Linked DNA regions of Homo sapiens: region 2 is linked to region 1. The links are chromatin loops, found by intact Hi-C in ENCODE. Cell type or tissue: HCT116. All regions are shown on one strand. Each heading gives the region's core, and the rest is flanking DNA. Links, peaks and the distances in the headings are about the cores only.

The links. Hi-C counts contacts between places; a loop is a spot of excess contacts. Peaks named below come from ENCODE experiments on the same cell type or tissue, not always from the same donor. Only the 100,000 strongest peaks of a DNase experiment are listed, where the experiment ranks them.
Region 2: a loop joins it to region 1, with 6 times the contacts of the local background. A loop is called at or near these places in 4 of 110 quality-filtered maps.

Annotation. Positions count from the first base shown.
Region 1 is chr6:116,282,967-116,293,401 of GRCh38, forward strand. It overlaps a transcript of DSE not described here. Among named protein-coding and RNA genes, the nearest start is that of TSPYL1, 8.3 kb to the left of the region's middle. In HCT116, for the core only: a CTCF peak has its summit at 4,894 (motif pointing right); a DNase peak (open chromatin) is centred at 4,915.
Region 2 is chr6:116,841,827-116,852,261 of GRCh38, forward strand. No RefSeq gene overlaps it. Among named protein-coding and RNA genes, the nearest start is that of GPRC6A, 18 kb to the left of the region's middle. In HCT116, for the core only: a CTCF peak has its summit at 5,627 (motif pointing left); a DNase peak (open chromatin) is centred at 5,595.

The DNA of each region.
Region 1 (10,435 bases), core at 2,615-7,614:
ATTGTACTTATTATAGTAGGACTATTACTTGTGGATTTTTTGTTCACCTTTTTGTATCTAAAAAGGCTTAAAAAGGATACCTGTTTCTTTTACATGACACAGGTTATCCTGCTATCTGGGAATTCTCTTTCTGGGTAGATGTTACACATTCTCTAAGACTTACCAAAAACCTGTCTTGCTTTAAAATGTGCTAGGCATTTTACATGCATTAAAGTGTCAAATTTCATAAAAGAGGAAACAGTAACACTGAGAGGCTAACTAACTTTACCAAAGTCATACATAAAGTAACTGGTAAATTCTTTCTCCCTTCTCCTGAGTGCATCTTTCCTAAGTAGCCTATGGCTCCTTAATCTTCCTCACCTGAATTCCTGCAACTCTTTTATGAGCTGCACCATGCAGTTTAGCACTTAATTGTGCTTCTCCTCTTAGGGACTAGTTGATTTATATGTGTCAGTCTCATCATCCCAGCATTCCAGCATCATCTCATGGGATGGGAGCATAGTTGCAGCTTCTTTTGCATTTATTCATCATAGCATGGGGCTCAGGTTTGGGTAGATTCTTTGTTGTTGTTGTTGTTGTTGTTGTTGTTGTTGTTGTTATGGAGTCTCACTCTGTCGCCCAGGCTGGAGTGCAGTGGCATGATCTTGGCTCACTGCAACCTCTGCCTCCCAGGTTCAAGCAATTCTCCTGCCTCAGCCTCCCGTGTAGCTGGGACTACAGACACTGGCCACCACACACGGCTAATTTTTGTATTTTTAGTAGAGAAGGGGTTTCCCCACGTTGGTCAGGCTGGTCTCGAATTCCCGACCTCAGGTGATCCGCCCGCCTCAGCCTCCCAAAGTGCTGGGATTACAGGCATGAGCCACTGCGCCCGGCTAGATTTGGGTAGATTCTTAACAATATTTGTTCATTTGAATAAAATAAACCTCAAATTATCTTACAAAAACAACAGTGTATCTGTACTGGCATATTTTATTTGCAGAGGAAATACATTTTGGCTATGCTTCATATATCACCTTTTTTGCACTTTAAAATATAGGATAAATTGGTCCATGACAGAGCATTTCTGTAATTGACAATAAACTTCACTACCCCCAAAGATAGTTGAATCTTTTCTAATACAGTTCTATGGGAAAACATCTGCAAAAAACCCTGAGGTTTTTCTCCATAATATCAAGGAATCATAGATTCTTTGGGAATGATTTCTCAGGTAGCAAGGAGTTTAGCGGAAGTTCAGACATTTTTGTTTTGCAGAAAGGTAGGTTTTATCATTATAATTAATGATAGCTTTCACTTATTTACTGCTCCTGATGTACCAGCCACTTTTATAAACAACATCCAGTGTGTCACATCTTTTAGTTGTCATAAGAACCCCATGAGGTAATTGCATTTATGACCTTCGTGTTACTCAATAGGAAACTGAGGCAAAGAGAGACTGTCACTTGGCCAAAATGGTACAGAAAGTAATAGACCCATGATTCGAACCCAGAAAGTTTGTCTCAAAAGCCTGTACTCTCTGAACAAGTGTGAACTCACTTTCTTTTTTTTATTATTATTATTATACTTTAAGTTCTAGGGTACATGTGCACAATGTGCAGGTTTGTTACATATGTATACTTGTGCCATGTTGGTGTGCTGCACCCATTAACTCGTCATTTACACATTAGGTATATCTCCTAATGCTATCCCTCCCCCCTCCCCCCTCCCCCAACCTCATGATAGGCCCCGGTGTGTGATGTTCCCCACCCTGTGTCCAAGTGTTCTCATTGTTCAATTCCCACCTATGAGTGATAATATGCAGTGTTTGGTTTTCTGTCCTTGCAATAGTTTGCTCAGAATGATGATTTCCAGCTTCATCCATGTCACTACAAAGGACATGACCTCATCCTTTTTTATGGCTGCACAGTATTCCATGGTGTATATGTGCCACGTTTACTTAATCCAGTCTATCATTGATGGACATTTGGGTTGGTTCCAAGTCTTTGCTATTGTGAATAATGCCGCAATAAACATACATGTGCATGTGTCTTTATAGCAGCATGATTTATAATCCTTTGGGTATATACCCAGTAATGGGATGGCTGGGTCAAATGGTATTTCTAGTTCTAGATCCCTGAGGACTCGCCACACTGACTTCCACAATGGTTGAACTACTTTAGAGTCCCACCAACAGTGTAAAAGTGTTCCTATTTCTCCACATCGTCTCCAGCACCTGTTGTTTGCTGACTTTTTAATGATCGCCATTCTAACTGGTATGAGATGGTATCTCATTGTGGTTTTGATTTGCATTTCTCTGATGGCCAGTGATGATGAGCATTTTTTCATGTGTCTGTAGGCTGTATAAATGTCTTCTTTTGAGAAGTGACTGTTCATATCCCTCGCCCACTTTTTGATGGGGTTGTTTGATTTTTTCTTGTAAATTTGTTTAAGTTCTTTGTAGATTCTGGATACTAGCCCTTTGTCAGATGGGTAGATTGTAAAAATTTTCTCCCATTCTGTAGGTTGCCTATTCACTCTGATGGTAGTTTCTTTTGCTGTGTAGAAGTTCTTTAGTTTAATTAGATCCCATTTGTCAGTTTTGGCTTTTGTTGCCATTGCTTTTGGTGTTTTAGTCATGAAATCCTTGCCCATGCCTATGTCCTGAATGGTATTGCCTAGGTTTTCTTCTAGGGTTTTTGTGGTTTTAGGTCTAACATTTAAGTCTTTAATCCATCTTGAATTAATTTTTGTATGCGGTGTAAGGAAGGGATCCAATTTCAGCTTTCTACATATGGCTAGCCAGTTTTCCCAACACCAGTTATTCAATAGGGAATCCTTTTCCCATTTCTTGTTTTTCTCAGCTTTGTCAAAGATCAGATGGTTGTAGATGTGTGGTATTATTTCTGAGGGCTCTGTTCTGTTCCATTGGTCTATATCTCTGTTTTGGTACCAGTACCATGCTGTTTTGGTTACTGTAGCCTTGTAGTATAGTTTGAAGTCAGGTAGTGTGATGCCTCCAGCTTTGTTCTTTTTGCTTAGGATTGTCTTGGCAATGCGGGCTCTTTTTTGGTTCCATATGAACTTTAGAGGAGTTTTATCCAATTCTGTGAAGAAAGTCATTGGTAGCTTGATGGGGATAGCATTGAATCTATAAATTACCTTGGGCAGTATGGCCATTTTCAGGATATTGATTCTTTCTATCCATGAGCATGGAATGTTCTTCCATTTGTTTGTGTCCTCTTTTATTTCGTTGAGCAGTGGTTTGTAGTTCTCCTTGAAGAGGTCCTTCACATCCCTTGTAAGCTGGATTCCTAGGTATTTTATTCTCTTTGAAGCAATTGTGAATGGAAGGTGAACTCACTTTCTTAAAATGTGTAACCATCATTGATGTTAACTTGATACACAATTTTCTTCTCTCTTCCCTCTTTCCCCTATCCACAAGCATATTAATATAATATTTGTAAGGAAAGTACCCAATTATTTTCTTTCTTTTCAGAGGAGAAGCAGTTATTGATGATCCCCAAATTCAGTATTTTCTCAACTCTATCAGACTGAATGCCATCTTTTTATAACAGATATCTTCTAAAAGAGTCTTTACTTTCCTTAAATGAAATTTATAGATAATATAACCTGCCTACACAGGTAAATAGAAAAACATCAATATAATCACATCATAAAAGAGAAATAAAAGTAATTTATAATATTGTCTATTTTGATATGTAAGGACATTAACATTGCCTACACTGTAAGAAATAGCAAAGTGATTAGAAAGTTATACTTGTTGATATAATCACCATGGATGGAGACTGATATGGGTATGTTTTACCTGTGATTCAAATACCATGGTGATGAGGTTTTCTGAAATGGTGACCCAATCTTTGTTAAGTTCTATAAAAGAAAAAGGAAAAGCTCCCCTTGGTACATGTTACTGTATTTCTTCCATTATAGGAAATACATTTCACATTTCTTAAATCAGGATGTGTCTTACAAGCACTGTCAGCCATGTGTCAGTCATTGCATCATTACCATCATCACTGCCTGAGCATGTGTGTATCCGGTTATTGTTACCAATTTCTGGACAAACTAAAGATCATCTGAAGAAAGAATATGTGCTGTTTGTTGCCTTAAAACTTTCCATTAATCTCTTTGAAAGACTCAAAAAAGTACTGACATCAAAACTTACAATAATTTATGCCTGGCTTGAATTAAAACTCTTCTAGACAGAAGAGTTGAGCACTGTTCTAGGAAATATTGCATCATCAAAACACTTGATAGCAGAGAGGATAGTATTGCTTGGAAAAAAATATGGATATTGACACCTCTGAGCCAAACTTTCAGTAAATTTTGTGAATATGAAGTTTTATGAATACCTTAACAATTTATTTTGCTTTTCCCTTTCCTTTCATTTATTTCCAAGTATGATATTTTATTTCTGTCTAAAGCCTAAAAGAGTTCTTTTTAAAAACATAAAATAATTATGTATAAGAATGCATCATGTCATAGTTTAATTGGCAGTGTTTTTTCTCCTTGTCTTCCTTTCTTGGTGATACTTAAATAATACTTTGTTTTACAATTGATGTCTCAAATTAGATGAAATACCATAATTTCCTTCCTGGAAAGTTTATTGCACATTAAATCAGTGTAAACATGTTTAGTGTTTATATGTAAAATGTTAAATTCGAGGCTCAGATAAATATAAATAGGTTTTCCCTCTGGGAAGGAGAGCATTTTTTGTTGAGGGAGACTTCCCTTGGATAGTATGATATCTAGCATCCATGACACCACCTAATAAAAGTAGCAACTCTCATTTTTTGTAATTACTAAAATTCACATCTACAAACTTCCAAGACATCCTTAAGGAAGGTGCAGCTCCTGCTGAGATTGTCACTTTTAAATACTGCTAGGCATGTCATTCCTATTGATGCTCACTAGAGGGAGCAACTGGTCTTTAAGAAAGTGATGTATCTAGTCTCTGATGGAAGAACTATGGGATGGTCTTTCACTATAAATTAAATACTTTTTTATTTAAATTGAATCACAAACTTTTATTCCCACTAAGCTGTAATTGTTACAATGTATTTTTCTCAGACAAGTTTAGGTTTATTATGATGGCTCCAATACTCAAATTGTTTACGTATCTCATAGGAGCCTGCCTACAAAGTCCCTACGCAGTCATGAATCTGATTTCAAGTTACAGCTCTCCTACTCACTAGCTGTTTGACTGGAGCTAGTCATCTTTCTGAGCCACAATTTCCTCATAGGTAAAATGGAGATTATAATACATATTTCACAAGCCTATTATGAAAATGAAATAAGATATATATAAAGTGTACTATAAGCTTTCAATGAATAGAAGATGGTAATATTATTTGTATTATGCTAAAACTTAGGCATATTAAAGTTAGACTATTGTGCAAGGTATAATCTGGCACTAAATTTTCAATTTCCTGTACACAGCTAACTATATAGAATTTCAGAGAAGAATATAATCCCTGTGGATTAGAGTGGTCAGTGGAAGAAATGAGCCTTGACTTATATTCTGCTATGGGTGAGCATTGAATAGCTTGAGAAAGAAGTGGGGCGTGAGGACATAGTAACCATACTTGTCCACTGCTCCAGCTATTTCAACATGCATTCAAGACCTGCACTGTCCAATACTATAGGCACTAGCCATATGTGTCTATTTTGATTTAAATTAATTAAAATGAAGTAAAGTAAAAAATTCAGTTCATCAGTCACACTAATTACATTTCAAGTACTTATTAGCAACATCTGACTAGTGGCTGCTATATTGGATCTCATGCAACATTTCATCATGGCAAGAAGTTTGTTGGACAACATTATTCTAGACATACAGCATCTTCAAGTGGTGGAAAAAGGTGTAGTTGCTGGAACTAAAATGCCATACCACAGAGGTAGCAGGCACACATTTTATAAGAGTCTTAAGGGAAAAAAACACCTTTTGAAATTCATACTAGCAGCATTTTTGAGCAAAAATTTTGTGTGTTTATAATTGGGAGTATATAAGTAGAAGTACTTATCCACTGGCTCACATAACATAAAAAGGATAATCCAAATATTATGTTGCTTCACTATAAAACTTACATATTTAAAATAAGTTACAAAAATCTGAGCCATTACCCTTCAGAGAGAGGAATGAAGCTAAATGGGTCAAATTCAGGAAGTGTTAGTTGAAAAATATGTGTAATTAAATTAGTTATTTAAATAACCAATAAAATGTGTACTTGGTGGGACAAACCCCTACTGTATTTTTAGTAAGGTAAAATGGTAAGGTATAATAATTTAAAAGAAAATTTAAAAATAATGTACATGAAACAATGAAAATACTTGCATAGATTTTTTAAAGTCACTATGAATCATAGTGATTTGTTTGTTACTATACCAAAAATTCACAGTCAAGCCATTTAATAAACATGACTGTTATATGTGAAAGCATCTCAATATCCTAAGATTAAGCAATTTCATGCAAAGGAAATATTTCTGTGTATTTTTTAGGTAGTATTTAGATCTGCAGCTAAAACCCTTTAAACATTTTGTTAGTTGCCATTCATTTAAAACTCCAGAGCTCATGTATCATACAAAAATATCAGAAATTTCTTTTTTAAATGGAAATATAGTCCTAGGGTCAAAGAACCTTTTCAGAACAACTAGACCTTCATGATAAAAAAAATAAAAATAATAAAAAGTAAAGAAAACCAGCCCTCTTGTTTTAAAACAAAATTCATCAAGGTCATTTACTACTTTCCACATACAAATTGATTCAATATGAAAAGTTCATATTATGGTATCCAGCTTAATACTTTGGTTGTCATAACACTTCATCCATTAGCTGAGAACTCTGCCTTGTGAGTTCTTTGGCTCTGAGACTATATTATAACTTCACTGGGTTTGTAAGCAAGCCATTCTATGCACATCTGTTTTAAAAATGTGACAGGTTGATTTGAAAAATACCATATTTCATTCATCATCATAAATAGAAATATTTATATTTATTGAATATTTACTACATAATAGATACTGTGTTAAATGCTTTTCATATATTATTTAATTGCCTCACCCCTCCATTACATAGGTAGTATTCACCCTGTTGTGAAGATTAAGAAATCCCAGAGATATCAGGTGACTTGCCTAAAGTTACATGACTAATAAGTAATGGAGTATGGATATAAACCCAGTTTATTGGCTTCAAAGCTCTTTGTACTATGCCATGTTGCTTTTCTGATTTCTTGAAATCTTTGACAGTAACCGGGGAACTCAAGGGTTACTGCCACCTATTTTCTAATAACTTCGTTTTCTTGGATCTGTATCATTAGTGCCTAGCACCTAGAAGATTCTTAGGCAGTGTTGGCTGCATTGATTGAATGATTCCACACTGATGGCTAGCTTAAACAGCCATGGAAACTTTAATTATAATATATTAATCTAAACAGGACATATGGTTTTTAGGAGTTAAGTGCCCTCAGGGGAAGCATTTACTAAATGTGGGGCACATTTTAAAAGTAATATCTCCTGCTACTGCTGATATTTCTAAATTAACAGTATTTCTAGATTCTCAGACTTGGGGTTCAGAGATTTCACTTGCTGATTAATTAATTCAAGGATATAAGAGCTCTAGCAAATAAATATTTTATTAATTTGTACTGTTCTACACTCAGGAGCAATTATTGAAAATCAAGGTTTGTTATCAGGAAATACATGAAGTCTTATTTGGAAATAATTCCTTAAAACTCATCCTGAGAAGAGACAATCTGCATCCTTCCCACTTAGTATATCATCTACCCATTTGTGGTCTCTCATAATTGGAAATATTTCCCTAATTCCAAAAGCAGAAAGGAATCCTCTTAACTGCTAACTTCTCTCCCAAAGGGAGAAACTTTTTCCAGCCAACCTCAGTGAAATTGTTGATTGAATGCTGATCCTAGAACTGCATTATGAATGCAAAAAAGTAAACAAAGCACCCATTCTAAGTTTGCTCAATTTTCTGGCCACCACTGTGCTCTGCAATGTCATCTGTAGCACAGAAGATTGGAGGCGTAGACTTGAGACCAGACCACTTCGTCTGTTCTTTCCAAACTCTCTAAATTCAAAACATTTGTTGAGGTTTATGCAGGACACAAGAGTTGTGGGATGGCATACAAAAATCTGAAAGTCATGGACTTTGTTCATTAGGGACCACAGTGTTGTGGAGAAGATAGACACAGAAACACATAATTATAATACCAGATGAAACAAACAATTATAATACCAGATGATACCAATAATTATAATACTAGGAGAGTGTTGTTCCAGCAAGAGAGATGTGGACAAAGGGCTTTGGGTGCACAGAATAGGAAATTTGTATTCCTATATTGATAAGAGAGCTTGGTAAGAATTCAGAGGTGATAATTTTGAGATGAGTCCTAATAAGAAAAATAAAATTATAATAAGAGAGAGGGGGTGAAAATTCCAGGTTGACTAAAATACCCTGAACAAAGACTCAAATACAAGTAGAAGTCCAGCCAGCTTGAGGAAATGACTGAAAGATAGGGAGATTAGTTGGGGGTGATGGTTAGGTAAAATGGAATCTGATAGTTAAAGGCTTTTTATTATACATTATTATATGTTTATGATATATTAAATATAATTATATATATACATATTTGTTAATCCTATGGGTATTAGAGGATATTGGAGGCTTTTAAACAGGGGATTGACATGGACAGTGTCAGAAAATAATATTAATTGCCATATGGAAAATGATGTGAAGGTTATATGATTAAAGGCTGGGATATCAGTTGTGAAGTATTATAAAAATGCAGGCAAGGGTAGATGAGGATATCTTTAGGAATGTAGTAACTGACAACAGAATATGTCAGATAAATTGTAGAACCAATTGAAAAACTAGATATGAAAGTAGACAAGAAGTTAAGGAAGACTGATTTGTTTAGTTTGGGTAACAAGGATGGGTGGAAATGTGATTGAGTTATGGAATACAGGAAGAAGATCGGGTTGTAGTGGGAGGAGAGATCAACAGTTCAGCTACAGACAAGGAGAGTTTCATGTGACTCTAGGGAGATGTTGGGTATTTGTAGATCAGATAGATTTGGGTATTTGTAGAGCAGGAGAAGAGTGGGGTTTACAGTTAGACTTGGAAATCTTGAGTGTTTAGGTGATAGTTGACATCATCAGAGTGGACGAGAACACCAGGAAGACAAGTAGAGGAAGAAGAAAGGAAGGCCAAAAATAGAGCTCTGAGGAACACTGACGTGAAAGAAACAGATGAGGTGGCACAAGTAGAGGAAACTGAGAAATAGCCATTAGAGGTAGGGAAAGAACCAGAAGAGTGTTGTTTCAGTATGCAAGGGAAGAATGGACTTCAGGAAGCTAAGGTTCAAGGGATGCAGCCATATTGAGTGAGATGAAGACTGGGAAGAAAAGTTTCCGAATTGGGCGGCAGCTATACAGCATGGGTGTCTTTAGTGAGAGCAATTTCAGAAAAGTAGCAAGACAGAAAAATTGCAGAGTTGAAAAAATGAATGATAAATGAACATATAGATAGTGTGTGAGGCCAGTTCTTTCATAATTGTCAGTATAGAAAAGGGGAAAGACTGGATGACAAGTTCAAGGAGATGCAGGGTTGAGGGAAGAATGTTTGTAGGGAGCAGCATTGTTGGGAGCAGAGTAAGGATCTGATTATTACACTGAAGTGTTGAGGAAGCAAACAAACAAAAAAAAAGAAAACAAACTGAATGTCAGTAAGTAGAAGAAAGGTTGGATAAATTATGGCATGTTTATACAACTGAATATTACGTAACCTTTAAAAGGAATAAATTGGATCCAAAGTAGTGACCTGGAAAAGCATCCATGTTAATTAGAAAGATGTAAAAGAACATTGCAGACCAATAAGTATATGCTAATTATATTTTAATAAATATTAGCTGACACCCTTGTATCTATATAAATGCAAGAAATATTAAGAAAGGATGTGTACCCAGTTGCCAACAGTGGTGATCTCTGGGGGATGAGGATGGGAAGGGGACTTTAGCTTATTGCTTCTTAGAATTTTAAAGAGAGGTGGTGACATTAGGAATGACTTTTACACATTGGATTTAAAATATTTTTCAGACAAACATTAAAGAAAACCCTCTCATACAATGATGAGATAATTTAACTTTATATAATTAACTACAGAATTCAAAGAAGAAAATAACATAAACGAACACATTTGCTTTAATAAGTTATTGGGCTTGTATTTAAAGCTGAAGCAAAAACATTTGCTCAGATGTGATATTGAGTTCAAGGTGAATTAAAGGTTTTTCCTTTTCTTTTTTTCTTTTTTTTTTTTGACACGGAGTCTTGCTCTGTCACCAGACTCGAGTGCAGTGGCGTGATCTCAGCTCACTACAACCTCTGCCTCCCAGGTTCAAGCTATTCTCCTGCCTCAGACTCCCAAGTA
Region 2 (10,435 bases), core at 3,459-8,458, 560 kb after region 1:
AATACCTTGAAGTTTTTATTCAAGTACAATTCCAAGTGCCAAACACCCTGTTTGGCCATTAGTAGGTGTGCCACAAAGACTTGCAGAACAAATTGATCTTGAAAAAATAATATCTGATACTTAAAGCAATATTTAATACTTATTCTGTCCAAGGAATTTCAAATTGTTAACTCCCTAGAAATGAGCACTTATGATTTATAAATCACTTTTCTACTAAGATGTACCTTTCTATGAGATAAATAAAATTTACACTTTACAAAAGGTAAGGATGAATCTTTAGTTCTGCTTTTATTCAGATCAAGTGTCTATCCTGCCAAAATTACTAGAAAAATTGTCAGCTCTAACATTTATAGATATTTTTTCCTTTCTTAATTTCCATCTACAGATATACTAAAGATTCTGGAGCAGATTCAGGAAGTCAAATTAATTGGCTATATATACTGAAATTTGAAGTAGACATAATTTCAAGAAAACTGTGTACTATTTCTCAATATTTTATACTATTAATATATTTATCCTAGAATACTAAGATAAAATAGGATAAAAGATAAAATGCAAATTGTTTTTCTTTTCTCCTACTAAGTATGTAAACATTGCTTTTAATGAGATGTGGTTGAAACATTTGGTTTGAACTTCATAGTTCAGTTTTTGTGTTTATCTAATAGTAACAGAAAATATGTATTTTGGAAAACACAGATGATCAAAGGCTTCCCCCATTTGTCTTCAAAGACAGTAAAGAAAAAAACAGGAAAAGAGTAATAATTAACATTTTCCAACTTTTGAACTTTGTTACTATCTTTTAGTGTATTTTTACATTTAACTTTCATAGTTAGTTTATAACCATTATACTTTGCTTTAGTAAACAAAAGATGATGAAAGCATTTTCTCGTGATCATAAAGTAAGCAAAAAAAACCCCTAACTCCACTTTAAAAATCCTCCAGGAGATATAAGAAAAACAAAACATTAATGAGTTACAGAGTCAAAGAATGACAGAATGCTAGCAAAAGTCTTCTGATGACTTCCTAGTTTGGGTACCAGGAAAATCAAATAAAGCGTTTTATGTGAGCTACAAGAGGAAGAGACAAAGAATTAAAATCTCTAGGTTAGTTTTTCCAAACTGTTCCTTAAGATGTTAATAGTTGTCCTTTGATAAAAGAATTTTTATGTATGAATAAAATGTGAAACACTGGGTTGAATTAAGAACAGTGGTCAGATTATTTATTTATTTATTTTCTCTAGCGCTCTCACATCTCAGCCTTTATTTAGCCTAGAGAGACATAGCCTGCAGCATTTCCTAAACCTGGAAAATGGATGTGCTGCCACTGATTTTCCACTAGTTACTTTTGGTCTTCCCACATGCTTCCTCTCACAGAGCCATAATCATGATGGGTAAACCTTTTATAGTCCTAATTTCCAAAGTAGCTTCAAGTCCAGTCATTTATTACAGGGCACTAAGGGAGCATTTTAAAAAAACTGGTGTTTTATTGTTGATTTATATTTTAATAGCTAGAAAATATGATCTGATCTCATTATATACTGATAACAAGTATAAATCAGTACTGTATAATACTGATTTTTTTAAGCTGTTATTAAGACTTTCTTTGTGACATGGTCAATTTTTATAAACAGCCTATGTATGCTTAAAAAGGATGCAAATTCTCTATTTGTCAGTCTTAAAAATACATATCATGACGCTCCTAAATATTATTTATTCTTACTGTTTTTGCTCTTTTGCTTGAGCTATCAATCTCCCATGGTTAGATATATCCTACAAAGTATTCCTATCTAGAATAAACATTAAAAAAACTCTTATAAATCCATAAGGAAAAAGCATTCAACCCAGTAGGAAAATAGACAAAAGACTTTAAAGAAACTTCACATAAAAGGATATTCAAAGAACCAATAGACGTATGAAAAGAGGTGCAACTTCATTTACTGAAATAAAAGTTAAAACAACAAATACCAGTGCTTGATTCAGAATGGTTAAAATGAAAACGTACTGGGGCCAGGCATGGTGGCTCACACCTGTAATCCCAGCACTTTGGGAGGTTGAGGCGGGTGGATCACCTGAGGTCAGGAGTTCAAGACAAGCCTGGCCAACATGGTGAAACCCTGTCTCTACTAAAAACACAAAAATTAGCCAGATGTGGTGGCGGGCTCCTGTAATCCCAGTTACTCAGGAGGCTGAGGTGGGAGAATTGCTTGAACCCAGGAGGTGGAGGTTGCAGTGAACCAAGATCGTGCCACTGCGCTCCAGCCGGGGCAACAGAGGGAGACTCTGTCTCAAAAAAATAAAAAATAATAAAATAAAATAAGGAAGAAAAAGAAAAGAAAGAAAGAAAGAAAAACTGTTGGTAAGGATTCAAAGCAGCCAGATTTATCATTCACTCCTGGGGGAAATATAAATTACTACAACATTACAAAGCTGTTTGCCAGTATGTACTAACGTTAAACACATGCATACACCTATTACCCAGAAATTTCACTCCTAGGAAAGCCTCCCAACAGAAATATACATGTAACTTCACCAAAAGGCACTTATAATAATCTTTATAGTAGCTCAATTTGTGAGATGCAAAACTAGAAACAACTGCAATGTCCATCAACAGTAGAATGTAAACACAAATTTTGGTATATTCACCCATACTAACTATATCTAGATGCAACAATTGGATACAGCTCCCAAACATAATGCTGAAAAAAAGAAGCTAAACACAAAAGAATGCTTAGTATATTATTCCACTTATATAGAGTTAAAAAGCAATCAAAATCATCCTATAGTGTTAGAATTTGAGATAATGTTTACCCTTGAGTTCAAGTAACTGGAAACGGAACAAGGGGATTCTGGAATGCTGATGATCTGTTTCTCAGTCTGGGTGCCAGGTACAGAATTTGATAAATGAAAATTAATTGAACTGTGCACTTACAGTTTCTTTACATTTATGCAGGTATATCATATGTATAAAAACTATGTTAAAATAAAGCTATCCACTAATGGGGATTTGTTAATGTCATTTTGAAATTTGGCCAGTTTTGCTGTATATATTTCAAGCTACATTACTAGGTGTACATATACATGTTTATGATAGTTACATTCTCTTCGTGGGTTTTTCATTTTATCCCTAGTATCATGTTTTGTCTTAAATCCTATTTTGTCTGATACTAAAATTATACTGCCAGCTTTCTTCTGGCTAGCACTTACCTGGTATATATTACTCCATAATTTTTTGACTTTTGTGTTCCATTTTGTTTTAGGATTGTCTTGTAAGCACATACAGTTAAGAGTTTTTTAAAAAAAATCTACCTGATTTCAAAATTCTCTGATTTTAATAGGTAAATTAATCCATTTACCTGTAGTGTGATTCCTACTACATTTGAAGTTACTTCCATCTCTTCTTTTCCTTTGCTTGCCACCCTCCTTTACTGCCTCATACTGAAATGATAAAGTTTTCTTTATTTTTTCACTTTTACTCGTTGGTGTGAAAGCTATCAATTGCATATTGAAGATAAGTTTATCATTAGTCTTTCTGGTTTCTTTGTAGCTAAACAGTGTTTCTCTCAGGTTACACTTCATATTTTCCATTCATCTTATTTTCCATTTTTACTATGTTATGCTGAACTGGGGATGTATTTAACTATTTTTATTGTGGTGTGATATATGTACAGGTAACAGCACAACATCTTGATTAATTTTTACAAATTAAGCATATGTATACCTACACTGACATCAAGATACAGAATATTGCCATCACTCTAGAAGACTCCCTAAGCCTACTGCCAGTCATTACCTTCCAGTAAGGATAGCTACTCTTCTGACTTTTATCACATAGAGTTTTATCTGGATTTAAATTACATATAAATAGACTCATACAGCATTTGGTTTCTTTTGCTTAGCAATATGCTTATGAGGTTTATCCATTTTGTCATATAAACTGTAATTAATTTTTTTCAGTGCTGTATAGAATTCCATTGTAAAAATATATCACATTAATTTATCCATTCTACTATTGGCTGATATTTGGATTGTTCCTAGATTGGGATACTAAAAAAATCATCCTATGAATATTCTTGTAATATATTTTGGTAAATATACGTGTATTTTTACAACATATTTTCAAGGGATAAAATTTAATTGATGGGTCAAAAGGTAAATGTATGTTTAGCTTCAGTAGAAAGTGCTAATTGGTTTTCAACATAGTTGTATAAATTTTCAGTCTCTGTAGTAATGTATGAGAGTCCCAATTGTTTCTTTTCCTTTTTATACTTGGTATCATCATCTTTTTCATTTTAGCCATTTTAGTGGATGTCTCATAAGCTTAATGTGCATTTTACTGGTGAACAAAGTATTGAACAACTTTCTAAATGCTGATTAGCCATTTGGAAATATTTTTCATGAAGTGCCTTTTCTAAGTGTTTTTACCTTAAAAACAGAGTTTGTCTCTTTTTCTCATCAACTTAAAGGAGACTTTTATAATTTTGGATGCAAGTTCTTCATTAGACACATGTATTAAAAATATTTTCTAGCACTCTGTATCTTGTTTTTTCAGATTCCTTTCCATTGTTATTCCCTAAAGCATCAGGGAAAAACAGTGTACCTTTAGGTGAGAATGACTTGTCCAAGAACATAACTTCACAGATAAGTTAGGAAAACATAGTTCTTTTGTTGCTAAACTGGCAACTTCCATAAATGCTAGCAAAACTTCACAATGAGACTGAAGCTGCATTTCAAGAGGGGTGAGCAAATGCTATAGTTTTGGCACTGAGGGAGATATTTGCTAGTTTCACTTGATCCCTAGGCTCCTGAGTTAGAATTGACTCCTAGGACAAAATGTACGCTGGCCATCAATTGGATACCTTAAATTGAGGTATGTTTAGCTTTAGTAGAAAGTGCTAAACCAGCAATGCACGTTTTTAAGTTAGTTCTTCCTTTAAAACTTAGAAAATGAATTTTGATATTAGGCAGATGAGCATCAAAACATGAGTTAGCCAAGGCTAGGCTCAAATTCTGTCTTTATCACTTACTAGTCAAATGAACGCAGTCAAGTAACTTAATTTGTCAGTTCCCTTATCTGTAAAATATAGTTGATAATGCTGACCTCCTAGAGCTGCTATGAAGATTAAATGAGGCCTAGTATGGAAAACACCTGTTTTAGCACCAGATATCCGTCAGTAGCTGCTTAATAACTTTATTAATAGTAGGAGAATAAGTAGAATCAGCCTCTCCCTCATACTTGAAGTGTGCGGGTGAGGCACTTATCCATCATTTGTAATCTGTAGTTCACTTTGAAAGCATTGAGTCCAAAGTTTAGATGAGATTTAAAGCCCCCTAAGCAGCTCAGAAGCAAAACGCTGAAGTGTTGACCCTGTGTGGTGAGAGGACCTCCCTCCAAAAGTTCTAGATTTCACATTCTAGGCTGAATCCAATCATTTTTACAGTTATTTTGAAACATTTAAAAAGTTATTTATTATATTTGAAAAAATTTTCTATTAAAAAAGAGATTATATAATAGGACAGATGTTTGCTCACATGCCCACATTTTTTTCCTTGTTGTTAGGAACAAGGCTTGTGAAAATCTAGAAAAATATTATTCAACATCCCCACCTACTGGTAACTTGAAATAATATATTCCATTTTCTAGCACTCTGTGCTTCTACATAGCCACTTGGTGAACCCCTTCACCTCCCTTCAGTATTTGCTCAAACATCACCTTCTCAACGAGGCCTACACTGATGACCTTCATTAACACTATTATCCTGGCCTCCTGGTATTCCCACCCCCAAGCACTCTTGATCCCACTTATCCTGTATAATTTTGACTTTATTCCATATTCATGTCCTTTTAACCTGTTGTATAATTTATTCATTCATAATATTATCTAATTGTCTTGGCTAAAATATCAGCTCCCCAAAGGCCAGATTTTTTTCTGTTTTGTTCAATGAATCCCAAGTGCCTGACACATACTAAGTGCTCAGCAATATTTGTTGAATATTTGAATAACTGCATTTACCTTGAACTAATAAGGTTGCATTATCACTCCTGAGCAGATATGGGGCCTCGAGAAGTAAGTTTACTTCAGTTTTAGAGAAAAATATGTTCAACCTTAGCTCACCTGAATTCTATAAATGTGAAATTTCTTCTTTGCTGTATTCATTTGGACCAGACATTCTAATCAAGTCATTGAATCCTGAGAACAAAAGAATTTTCTAAACAAAATACAGTCACCATCATTGTCATTATTGTCATTGTCATCAACATCATCATCTTTGTGACTGCTTGTAAACCCAAATTGAAAGGCAAGAATAAATTTCACCAGTCCAATTTTTGGAGTGAGACAATAGACAAAGCATTGTTTCAGCTTATTTTCATTCATTAATTTTGTAACAGTTCTCCTTTTTGAGCCTGATATAGTTTAAATATTTGTCCCCACCCAAATCTCATGCTTAATTGTAATCCCCAATGCTGGATGTGGGGTCTGGTGGGAGATGTTTGGATCATTGGGATGGATCTCTCATGTCTTGGTGCTGTCTTTGTGATAGTGAGTTCTTGCAAGACCTGGTCATTTAAAAGAGTGTGGCACCTCCCCCTGCTCCACTCTCTCTTCTTGCTTCTGCTTTTGCCATGTGACATTCCTGCTCCCCCTTTGTCTTCCACCATGATTATAAGCTTCCTGAGTCCTCTTTAGAAGCTGAGCAGATGCCAGCACCATGCTTCCTGTGAAGCCTGCAGAACCTTGAGCCAATTAAACCTAATTTCTTTATAAATTACCCTGTCTCTGGTATGTCTTTATAGCAGTGCAAGAACAGCCTGACACAGAGCCCAATTAAGTTTCCTTCTTTTTCTAGTCTGCTGAGTGCTTTTACATGAGTGGTTGGTGAATTATGTCAAATGCCTTTTCTATGTTTATTGAGGTGCTGATTTTTCTTTATTGTATTAATGTAATACATTATATTGATTAATTTTAGAAAATTATGGTATTCTTGCTTTCCTGGAATAACCCCCTTTGCATAATGTATTATCTTTTTAATATATTGTTGAATCTATTTTGTTGAGATATTTTGCATCTATGCTTATAAGTGATATTCTGTAATTTGCTTTTCTTGTAATGTCTTTGTCAGTTTTTGACAGGTGGGTTATGCTGATGTCATAAAATGAGTTGGAAAGTGATATGGTTTGGTTCTGTGTCCCCACCCAAATCTTGTGTCAAATTGTAATCCCCACGTGTCATGGGAGAGACCTGGTAGGAGGTGATTGGATCTTACAAGAACGAGAGTTCTTACAAGATCTGATGGTTTAAAAGTGTGTGGTAGTTCCCTCCTTGCTCTCTCTCTCCTTCTATGCCATGGCAAGATGTGCCTTGCTTCCCCTTTGCCATGATTGTAAGTTTCCTGAGGCTTAGAAATTTCTCCCAGTCATGCGTCCTGTTAAACCTGCAGAACTGTGAGTCAATTAAACCTCTTTTCTTCATGAATTACCTAGACTCAGGTAGTTCTTTATAGCAGTGTGATAATGAACTAATACATAAAATTGGTACTGGGAGTGGGGCACTGCTACAAAGGCAACTGAAAATGTGGAACAGCTTTGGAGCTGGGTAATGGTACAGGTTGGAATAGTTTGGAAGGCTCAAAAGAAGACAGGAAAGTATGGGAAAATTCAGAAATTTCTAGAGACTTGTTGAATGGCTTTGACCAAAATGCTGATAGTGATATGGACAATGAAGTCCAGGCTTAGGTGGCCTCAGATGGAGATGAGGAACTTATTGGGAACTGGAATAAAGGTCACTCTTGCTATGCTTTAGCAAAGAGACTGGTGGCATTTTGCCCCTATACTAGATCTGTGGAACTTTGAACTTGAGAGGGATGATTTAGGGTATCCGGCTGTGATGGTTAATATTAAGTGTCAACTTGATGGGTTTGAAGGATGCAAAGTATTATTTCTGAGTGTGTCTGTGAGGGTGTTGCCAGAGGAAATTAACATTTGAGTCAGTGGACTGGGAGAGGAAGACTCCACTCTCAGTGTGGGTGGGCACTATCCAACTGGCTGCCTGCTTGGCTAGAAAAAGCAGGTGGAAGAAGGTGGAATAAGCTGGCTTACTGAGTCTTCCAGTTTTCATCTTTCTCTTATGCTGGATGTCTCCTGCCTTTGAACATCAGATTCCAGGTTCTTTGGCCTTTGGAGTCTTGGGCTGACACCAGTGGTTTGCCAGGGGCTCTCAGTCTGTGGCTGAAGGCTGCACTGTTGGCTTCCCTCCTTTTGAGGCTTTGGGACTCGGACTGAGCCACTACTGGCTTCCTTGCTCCTCAGCTTGCAGACAGCCTATTGTGGGACTTCACCATGTGATCATGTGAGTCAATTCTCCTTAATAAACTCTAGTTCGTATATACATATATCCTATTAGTTCTCTCCGTCTGGAGAACCCTGACTAATATACTGATGGAAGAAAACACTAAACAGCAAAGCATTCAAGCGTGACCTGGCTATTTTTAACAGCATACAGTTATATGGGTTCACAAAATGATGGACTGAAATTGGAACTTATGTTTTAAAGGAAAGCATAAAAGTTTGGAAAATTTGCAGCCTGACCATGTAGTAGAATATGAAAACCCATTTTCTGGAAAGAAATTAAAGCTGCTGGCTGCAGAAATTTGCATAAGTAAAGAAGAGCCAAAAGTTAATCACCAAGACAAGGGGGAAAATGTCTTCAGAACACTTCAGAGATCTTCATGGTACCCCCTCCCCTCACAGGCCTGGAGGCCTTAGGAGGAAAAACTGGTTTTGTGGGCCAGGCCCATGGCCCTACTGCTCTGTGCAGCCTTGGCACATGGTGCTCTGTGTCCCAGCTGCTCCAGCTCCAGCTGTGGCTATGAGGGGCCAAGGAACAGCTCAGGCTGTTGCTTCAGAAAGTGCAAGCTCCAAGCCTTGGTGACTTCTATATGGTGTTGGGCCTGCAAGTGCAGAAAAAGCAAGAGTTTGGGAGCCTCCACCTAGATTTTAGAAGATGTAGGGAAATGCCTGGATGTCCAGGTGGAAGTCTGCTGCAGAGACAGAACCCTCATGGAGAACCTCTACTAAGGCAATAAGGAGAAGAAATGTGGGGTTGGAGCCCCTACACAGAGTCCCCACTGGGACACTGCCTCGTGTACCTGTGAGAAAAGGGCCACCATCCTCCAGATCCCAGAATGGTAGATCCACCAGCAGCTTGCACCATGTGCCTAGAAAAGCTGCAGGCACTCAATGCCATCCCATGAAAGCAGCTGTGAGGGCTGTACCCTGCAGAGCCACAGGGGTGGAGCTGCCCAAGGCATTGGAAGCCCAACCCTTGCATCAACATGCCCTGGATGTGAGACATGCAGTTAAAGGATATTATTTCAGAGCTTTGAGACTTAATGATTGCCCTGCTGGATTTTGGACTTGCATGGGGCCTGTAGCCCCTTTGTTTTGGCCAATTTCTCCCGTTTGGAAAAGAAGATTTAGAGAATTTATCCAATGCCTGTACCCTCATTGTATCTTGGAAGTAACTAATTTGTTTTTTATTTTACAGGCTCATAGGTAGAAGGGACTTCCCTTGTCTATTATGAGACTTTGGACTTGGACTTTTGAGTTAATGCTGGAATGAGCTAAGACTTTGAGAGATTGTTGCAAAGGCATAAATTATTTTGGAATGTGAGAAGGACATGAGATTTGAAAGGGGCCAGGGGCTGAATGACATGGTTTGCTCTGTGTCCCAACCCAATTCTCATGTCAAATTGTAATCCCCATGCATTAGGAGAGGGACCTGGTGGGAGCTGATTGGATCATGGGGCAGTTTCCCCTATGCTGTTTTTGTGATAGTGAATGAGATCTCATGAGATATGATGGTTTAAAAGTATGTGGCAGTTCCCCACTTGCTCTCTCTTTCCTGCTCCACTGTGGTAAGACATGATTGCTGAAATAACAAGTTAGTATCATTATGACAGGAATAAATCCACACATAACAATACTAACCTTAAATGTAAATGGGCAAAATGCCCCAATTAAAAGGCACCAAATGGCAAACTGGATAAAGAACCAAGACTCATTGGTATGTTGTCTTCAAGAGATCCATCTCATATGCAAAGACACACATAGGGTCAAAATAAAGAGATGGAGGAAAATTTACCAAGCAAATGGAAAACAGCAAAAAGCAGGGGTTGCAAGCCTAGTTTCTGACAAAACAGACGTTAAATCAGCAAATATCAAAAAAGACAAAGAAGGGCATTACATAATGACAAAGGGTTCAATTCAACAAGAAGAGCTAACTATCCTAAATAAATATGCACCCAATACTGGAGCACCCAGATTCATAAAGCAAGTTTGTAGAGACCTTTAAAAAGACTTAGACTCACATGCAATAATAGTGGGAGACTCTAACACCCCACTGATAATATTAGACAGACCACTGAGACAGAAAATTAACA